2 separate regions of the Homo sapiens genome follow, and region 2 is linked to region 1. A link is a contact called in ENCODE Hi-C data. All regions are on one chromosome and are shown on one strand. Each heading gives the region's core, a stretch centred on a gene start or an enhancer-like site at or near the end of the contact. The rest is flanking DNA. Distances are from core to core; before and after follow the strand shown. Region 1 has its middle 54 kb from the start of CCN1. Region 2 holds the start of CCN1 (cellular communication network factor 1).

Region 1 (4,304 bases), core at 1,000-3,499:
AATCCAGCTCAATATGCAAAAATTTATACTTATAAACCATACGTGTTAAGTTGGAATACATGGGATCTACTGGGTTCTGACCAGTCCATCAGTTTTAATTAGTGAGTGAAGGACCTCTGAATTAGAGTCAGGATTCACATTACAGAATGATTCTTCATTTTCACAGATGTAATCACCACAAAGTTTCTTTAAATAATTACCCTTTTTTTGGTAATTAATATCCGACCCTATCTTAAATGTTAAATTTACACATCCATTTTAAGGAACCATCAAGTGTCCAGAGCCTGAATCTGCATTCATCCTCCTGCTGCATATGGCCTTCTTAGAATAGTCTCAAGTGAGCTTGTTCTAAAACCAGACTTTTAATTCTGTGCTCTGTTGCCCAGGCTGGAGTCCAGTGGTGCAATCTCGGCTCACTGCAACCTCCCTCTCCGGGGTTCAAGCGATTCTCCTGCCTCGGCCTCTTGAGTAGCTGGAATTACAGGCGTGTGCCACCATGCCCAGCTAATTTTTGTATTTTTAGTAGAGACGGGGTTTCACCGTATTGGTCAGGCTAGTCTCAAACTCCTGACCTTGTGATCCGCCCATCTCAGCCTCCAAAAGTGCTGAGATTACAGGCATGAGCCTCATTATCTTTTCTTTAAAAAAAATTGGATGGGGTATAGGAAGCTTAAAGGAAGGAAGTAGCTTAATTTTTAAGTTTGAAAAGTTGCAAAAAATGTTCTTTAAAAAGCAAAGAAGGGATTGCATGTCTGTCTTCCTCTTTAAAAAGTTAATATTCTTCAGAATATGATAATATAACAACAGTTATCATAACTAATGTAAGTAAAATATAGAGTCCTTTTATTAGCAACCTTTTATTTCCTTGAATCATTTAAAATCATACCCATATTATTGCCCTATAATATTTTATTTACTTTAATACAATTATGAAATTTTGCAAAGGGCTTGGTAAAGCAGTATTTTCCAAACTCCGGGTCATGACCCATTGGTGAGTCTGGAAATTAATATAAATTTTATACAAATGAGGTAATAGAATGGAATAGAAATACCAGAATGCATCACACTTGGTAAGGGTAGATTTTGTTTTGTGAAATTTTTTTTTATATACATTTACACACATATACATGCATATACACATATATATTCACACATATTTATATGTGTATACAAATAACATATAAACATATACATGTGAGTGTACTAACTCACTGTGGAATGCAGACAAAAAATTTAAGAAATCCTAAAATGAAGAGTTCAAAATAAAGGTAAAATGTAAATAACCATATTACACAATAAATATGATTTTAAACACTAAATAACATTTGTTAAAACAATGCCTTCAGCTTTAACAAATTTACAAATTTGTTTAATAAAGAAAAGAGGCATGGAGGCAAAATGTACTCCCATATGTGTATACGTACATGCATACAGACATCTACCCATAAATAGAATTTTTAAAAACTTCAAATATATTTAAAACCTTTAAAATGTAATTCAAAATAGAACTTCTGATTCCATGAATAGCATTTGTTAATAATATAAAGTAAAAGATGCAATTATGCTGATATTTTCACAGTGTTCATTCATTCATCTACTCTAAGCTAAAGACCAATATGAAAAAAAAATTGCAGGGAGTTGCTTTTTTATTTTAAAGTTTATAACCTACTTATATAGTACCTACCCTCTCATTAGCCTGGGATGAGAGTAGACAGTCTGTGTGATGCACAGAATCCAGAAGGAAATTCTGAAACTGCATCTAATAGTTGCAAAGAGACAATCCTATCCTTCATTTTAATGATTTCTTCCTCCATCTCTCTCTGGTCTGAACCAGTCTTGCCTAACATTATAGTACTGCTTTTCCCATTCTTCATCATGAACCATAAAGGCTTCTTGCAAACTCTCAAGGCTAAACACATTCCAGACATTCCTTTACACAACGTTCCTGAAAAGGTTGGTTTCTTAGGATCCTGCAGCAACACTGCCTGCATGGTTCACAGAGACCAGACCGCTGCACAAGCCTTTCGCTGGCAGACAGCCAATGGTGCTGCCTCTCCTCTCCTCTGAAAGACTTGCTTTACTCACCCAGAGTCCATCAAACTCGCTTTTCAAGGGGTAGATGAGGACAGCAGGATCCTCAGTAAAGAAGAATCACCTAGTGAGGCAGAGTTTCCAGCAGCACAGTGAAGCTACACATAGGTTGTATATCTTGGTATGATGTGTATTTGCTTTGGAAAGAGACATTTAAACAAAGTTCTCCTTAGCAAAGTCTTGCCTCCACTGCCACCAATCCAGGAGTCTCAAAATTACTTTTAATGAATTCAAGAAATAGAAGTTCTACCCTGGAACACTTATTAGCTGCCTTTCTTATATAAGTAATTACAGGACACACCATTTTCTTCCTTTTTCCTATTAACATTTCCGATTCTGCCTCTCTTTTCTCCCTCCCTCCTTCTCTTCTCACTTTGTGTCACATACACTTCATTTGAAATTCTCTAATTCTCTTTTTAGACCAGGGAAAATCGATATCAAACATTCCAGGGCCAGAGGTTTTCAAGAAAGACAAGACAAAAACCACAGAACTTCTTTCACATATGACTGAATCCCTTCACACTCTTTCTGGCCTATGGGATACTCGTTGCTGAGAGGTTTAATTTGCCTAGAATTCTCTTTACCCCCTTCTTCCCAACTCAGCCCCTTCTCTTGGTATCCACATTCCTTGATAAATACAGCCAAACCCAGCATCTTTCTCAGAATCACAAAACCCTAGTGCAAGGTCTCACAATTCTCACTCCATGAAATATGAGTTCCTGGTCAAGTGTTAAAGGCTGTGATCACACACCTAGATCCGGGCGCTCTGACCAGTGGAGTTTGTCATAAGGCCCTATTCTTTCTCAGTGATCCATGAGACACTGAACAAATTAGAGGTGCTCTATATTCAGCATGTGACTGACTGCCAAAGAAATGAAACTCAGAACCCAGGGGTACATCACAGAATGAGGAGATGATTCAGAAGCTGAGGGATCATTGTCACTGCAAACATATAGTATTAGAGAGAGAAGGAAAGCTATTAGCTTCAGGAATAAGCCTTTTTCTCTCCTCGTCTCTCTTTCCATGAGCTGGGGCTCACTGAAAGTGTTGCTGAAATGAGGGAAAGATGGGCAGCACTTTTTCCTGTAGCACATACAGGACACTTACATTTCCATGTCCTTTGTCACCATATCTGTTAGTAATTTTTCTGGATCCATTTAACCAGACAGCCTTCTGACTTCAAAATCTGTGGCAGAATTTTCACATGGCCATTCTGAAACAGAGGAGCTCACCTAAACAAATCCTGTAAGACACAGTTACCTAAAAATAACCCTAGCAAATTATTGGGAGTAGGAAATGAAGCAGAGATAGCAAGTTCCCACTGACTTTTTAAAGAATCACTATGAAGTGTTTACAAGGATACCGCAGAGGACTAAAATTAGTTTATTCTGCACAGCATTATCCACTGCTGACTCAAGATGGTGATACAAGCAGTGTTAACCTGTGAGCTCACCCGGAAGCTCATTCTCTAAAATTACTCTCTTGCAGGGATAGACCCCTAGTTCACATTGGTGAATGGAAGATGGGGTATAAATAGCAACTTGTTACGCCATCACTCAGAAGCTATGTGTCCTGCTAGTCTCCAGTTTTGTTTCTTGCAGATGTAAGAGCCTCCTGATCAGTCTATTGTCTCTCAGTGTTCAAGGGTATGGAGTGTGTGTGTGTGTGTGTGTGAATATCATTCTTTCAGTTGTACAATACAATAATTAGAAAACTTAGAAGTTAAGTGATGTGGTAAAAATCATACAGCAATTCCCTGACACTTAAAACTGAGTTTTTGTTCCCATAATCTTCAAAGACTTAAATGTACTGAACCTTTGCTGTTTCTCCTATGAGCCAGAGGACATGTCCTATCAACTGAGTTAAGTGTCAACAGTCAGCTAGCTAGAAACATGTTCAGATATGTGTAGGGAGAGAAGAATATGTAGATACATATGCTGTACGAGTGGATTCTTATGAAAGAAAGGTTTTCTTTATATTTAAGGGCAAGTTTATTAGAATTAAGCTGCATCCACACTCTACTCCAAGTTATTATTTTGGTTGCTTCACTCAAATAGTCAATTCGATAAAGAAAAAAAAGTCAGCATCTCCAGCATTTCTACATCAGCCCATAGCCTGTGATGTTCTCTCTTGGTGGCCGATTTTGCATTTGTTTTCATACCTACTATATTTTCTATATTTCATACCTACTATATTTTCTATAGCATTCATTT
Region 2 (3,943 bases), core at 851-3,350, 54 kb before region 1:
ATCGGCCGTCCACGCAGGAACCGCAGTACTTGGGCCGGTATTTCTTCACACTCAAACATCCAGCGTAAGTAAACCTGACTGGTTCGGGGGATTTCTTGGTCTTGCTGCATTTCTTGCCCTTCTGTAAGAGAAAGGAGAGAAGGAAAGTTAGGGGTGATATTTCTCTTTCTTCAAAAAGATGTTCACATCCCACCCACCTGCCAGGCAACAGTCTACACGTCCCTGAAGGAACTTACTTTCAGGCTGCTGTACACTGGCTGTCCACAAGGCCGCACCTCACAAATCCGGGTTTCTTTCACAAGGCGGCACTCAGGGTTGTCATTGGTAACTCGTGTGGAGATACCAGTTCCACAGGTCTTTGAGCACTGGGACCATGAAGTTGTTTGAACAATACATTTCTGGCCTTGTAAAGGGTTGTATAGGATGCGAGGCTCCATTCCAAAAACTAGAGACATATAAGAGGGAAGACTTCTCAGAGGCATACCGACACAAACAGGCTCAAGCACTCATTTCTACAAAGATTTAGACCAGAAATGCATCTCAGTACAGTGTCTGAAGTGCTCAGTCTCCACTTACCAGGGAGCCGCTTCAGTGAGCTGCCTTTTCCAACTGCAATCAATTCATTGTTTCTCGTCAACTCCACCTCGGAGGCATCGAATCCCAGCTCCTTGCCAAGGAGGCCGTCCTGGTCCTCCATGGGGTCCTTGATACTATCCTCGTCACAGACCCACTCCTCGCAGCACTGCCCGGTAACTTTGACCAGCCGAGGGTTGGGACAGCCCAAGTTGGGGAGAGATAGTTCTTGGGGACACAGAGGAATGCAGCCCACGGCGCCATCAATACATGTGCACTGATGTTTACAGTTGGGCTGGAAACTTTCCCCGTTTTGGTAGATTCTGGAGTTATATTCACAGGGTCTGCCCTCTGACTGAGCTGCAAAGATCACCAAAAGAGAAAGGTAGAAGGGGATAAAGTTAAGATTCCAAACCACCGCCTGAAACTCATACATATTTTCTGCTGTTAAATTCAATTTATGGTAAAGTTCCCTACAATTCCCCGGAGACTCCAGACCAGAACAATAAGTTAGTCAGGAATCACTTTTCCGTATGCGCTTTCGTTGGGCCCAGACACACTGAATTGCATTCCAGACTGCTGAAATCATGTGCCTTTCTGCCAAGCTACCAACAACAAAGCATCACCATACATGGTCTCAGAATTACTAAACTTCTGGACTATGGGGACTAGTATTTTTTTTAAAGGGGCCAAACCACAAGCATCTTACCTCTGCAGATCCCCTTCAGAGCGGTGGAGCTGGCGCCGAAGTTGCATTCCAGCCCCTTGGTGTGGTCGCAGGGCTGCGTTTTGCTGCAGTCCTCGTTGAGCTGCTTGGCGCAGACCTTACAGCAGCCGCAGCCGTCCCGGACCAGCCCGACTCCCGGCGCGCACTTGGGCGCCTCCAGGGGGCAGTGGCAGGCAGCGGGGCAGGTGGAGAGCGCCTGGAAGGGGGAGAAGATACGCGTGAGACTCGGCGCGGTGCGCAGGAGGGGCGCCGCGGCTGCCGCAGTGAGGGACGGGGGTCTCCGACCCTATCGACGGGGAGCCTCTGATCTCGTCCAGCCCGGCCACCTCGGAAGGCTGCTCCCACCAAGAGGTCCCGACACGTCTTCGGGGGGAGGGGGAGAGTGCTTAAAGAAACGGCTACCCGCAAACGATCGCGAACTTTTTAACTTTTCCTGCCGTGGGCAATCTGGGACCAGGGGAAGGGGCTGGAGAGCGGACGGGGAATAGGTGGCAAAAGGAGAGTCCAACTCACCAGCCTGGTCAAGTGGAGAAGGGTGACGACTAAGGCGAGCGCCCTGGCGATGCGGGAGCTCATTGTGGCGCGCAGGAGTAGCCCGGGGCGAGCGCGGCGACGAAGACGCCAACAAGCTGGTGTGCAGCGGACAGGCCGTGCGCAGCGGGGTCGGGGTGGCGGCGCGGTGGGCCCGGTGGGCAGGGAGGCGAGGGCTGGGCGGCGGGCGGGCGTCTTTCGCTCGAGGTCCCGGCGGAGAAGGCGCGGAGGGCGCGGGCGCTGCTCGGGGGCGCTCTCGCTCGCGGTCTGCCCAGGCGCCCCGGAGCCCGCCTTTTATACGGGCCGGCGGAGGCGCCGCGTGTTGCAGTGACGTCGGCTCTGTCTGCGCGTTCCAGAATTCTCAAACATCTCAGGAATGCTGGTTGGCGCGGGCTGCTGCCAAGCGCCTCCCCTGGCTCCATTGCACCTTTGTGTGTGTGTGTGTGTGTGTGTGTGTGTGTGTGTGTGTGTGTGTGTGTGTGTGTCTGTGTGTGTGTCTGTCTCCCAGACCCGTCAAGAAAACAGTTCGGGGGGTGTGTGTGTGTGTGTGTGTGTGTGTGTGTGTGTCCCAGACCCGTCAAGAAAACAGTTCGTTTTTTCCACCTTAAATTACGACTTATGTTGGGAAGGGTTCTTTGGGGCGTGATGGTGGTGATGGTAGTTGGAGGGTCGTGAGGGGCGAGGGGGGCCAGTTCAGAACTTTGCCTGGACTGGGTGGGTGGGAGGACCTGAGAGGGAGGAACAAAAGTCGTTTTGTTTGGTGATGCGAGTTGACCGGGCAGCCACTGAAGCCCTCACCCGGGAAGGCAGTGAGCTGTTTGCTTTTTTACAGCGAAGGTGAGAGGCAAGTTATCTGTTGAAAGAGTAGAACGGGGAAGAGGAGTGTGTCTCTGAGTCAGGAATATTTGTGGACTTCAAAGAGGCGTGTTCGGAACAAGTCCCAAAGCTTTGGCATGATGTTTATTAGCAAAGTTCAGTGAATTGCAAATTAATACCCACAGTGGCATTTATGAATGAAAAGGCGGGGGGGGGGTGGGGCGGGGGGAAACTTGCCCATCGTCTGGCAAATTCCCAGGCAGAGGTCTCCCCCACTCCTCCAGCCCTTCCCTCTTTTGGGTATGTTGTACTTGTTTGTTTTTGGAGGTTCCCACTTTAGTTCCAGCCCACTGCCTGGGTTGGAAGTCCGAGAGGAAACGAACGCGGGGAGTTCTCCGGGAGGCTGACTTATACTTCCTCACGGATGCAGGAGACGGGGTAAGCCCTTCCCGCCTCCCTCCGCGGGCAGGAGGCTATGCTAACCAAGCAGCCAGCCAGAAGTGCAGGAGACCACCGTGGAGTGGCCTGAAATCATCACCTGCAAAGACCGCAAGGCCAAACCAGATTCCAGGACCATTGTGCCCTATGAATCTCTGGGAAAAGCAGACTCCTTCAAGCTGGACATTTTGTGGGGTTTTTAACTCCTTTCCTAGGGACCACTGGAAGCCTCCCATTTTAAATGAATTGCAATGCCCTTCTCTCCAAGTACAGAAAAGAGATTTAGGATGTAATATTTTGCAGTAAAAATGTCAGCAGATTTTAAGATCCCGTTCTACTTGCAACACACTCAGTAGAAGACCCCACCACAAGACAATTTACTTGAACATCACCAATACCATTAGTGTGATTGATAAACTTTCCCTGCAAGTTTCAAAAACTTTTTGCATAATTTTAATAAAAATTATCATGTAAGACTCATATGCTCTAGGATAACTACTTATCCTTTTTAATGTTTAAGGCTATTCAGACTTCATAATTTAGCAGTCTTGCTTGAAAAGGCCCTTAGTGCTAATGCTGACTTTCCTGATAAGCACAATGAGAATCTGTCAGGATGAAAACACACTCCAGTGAAGAGAATTCTTGCAGGAAGGAGTTCAGTTTCATTCATTCCAAAGTGCCCTTTCATAAATGGAAGCAGCATTTGCTAGAGGGAGTGGGATCTCTAAAGCTCTGTTAGAGGGTTAGGGGTGGGAGACTTTTCAAGACAATGGATTGTCAGGTGTTATGCAAATACAGTGAGGAAAGTGTGGGCCCAACACGTACACAGGTTAATACATCAATTATTATTTACAAAAC

Evidence for each region. Hi-C counts contacts between places; a loop is a spot of excess contacts on that map. Pooled maps may share reads with other maps.
Region 2: a map of ascending aorta shows a loop between it and region 1 (3-fold over the local background). The contact joins the promoter of CCN1 here to the enhancer-like site in region 1. A Hi-C loop is called at or near these places in 2 of 168 maps with a recorded cell type or tissue (ascending aorta and posterior vena cava) and 8 of 50 pooled maps.

Annotation. Positions count from the first base shown.
Region 1 is chr1:85,525,029-85,529,332 of GRCh38, reverse strand. It overlaps a transcript of DDAH1 not described here. Among named protein-coding and RNA genes, the nearest start is that of CCN1, 54 kb to the left of the region's middle. Within about 2 kb of position 2,249, at least 6 of the 41 ENCODE cell types and tissues checked have a DNase peak (open chromatin) inside an H3K27ac peak, as active enhancers do; they include ascending aorta, where a contact is called at or near this core.
Region 2 is chr1:85,578,918-85,582,860 of GRCh38, reverse strand. CCN1 (cellular communication network factor 1) reads right to left here and starts at 2,100. Exons shown (of 5, transcript NM_001554.5): 1 at 1,814-2,100; 2 at 1,283-1,496; 3 at 577-933; 4 at 237-445; 5 at 1-121. The coding sequence starts at 1,876. RefSeq lists enhancers at 442-963, 2,230-2,279, 2,010-2,532 and silencers at 1,380-1,429, 1,440-1,489, 1,500-1,559, 1,990-2,119.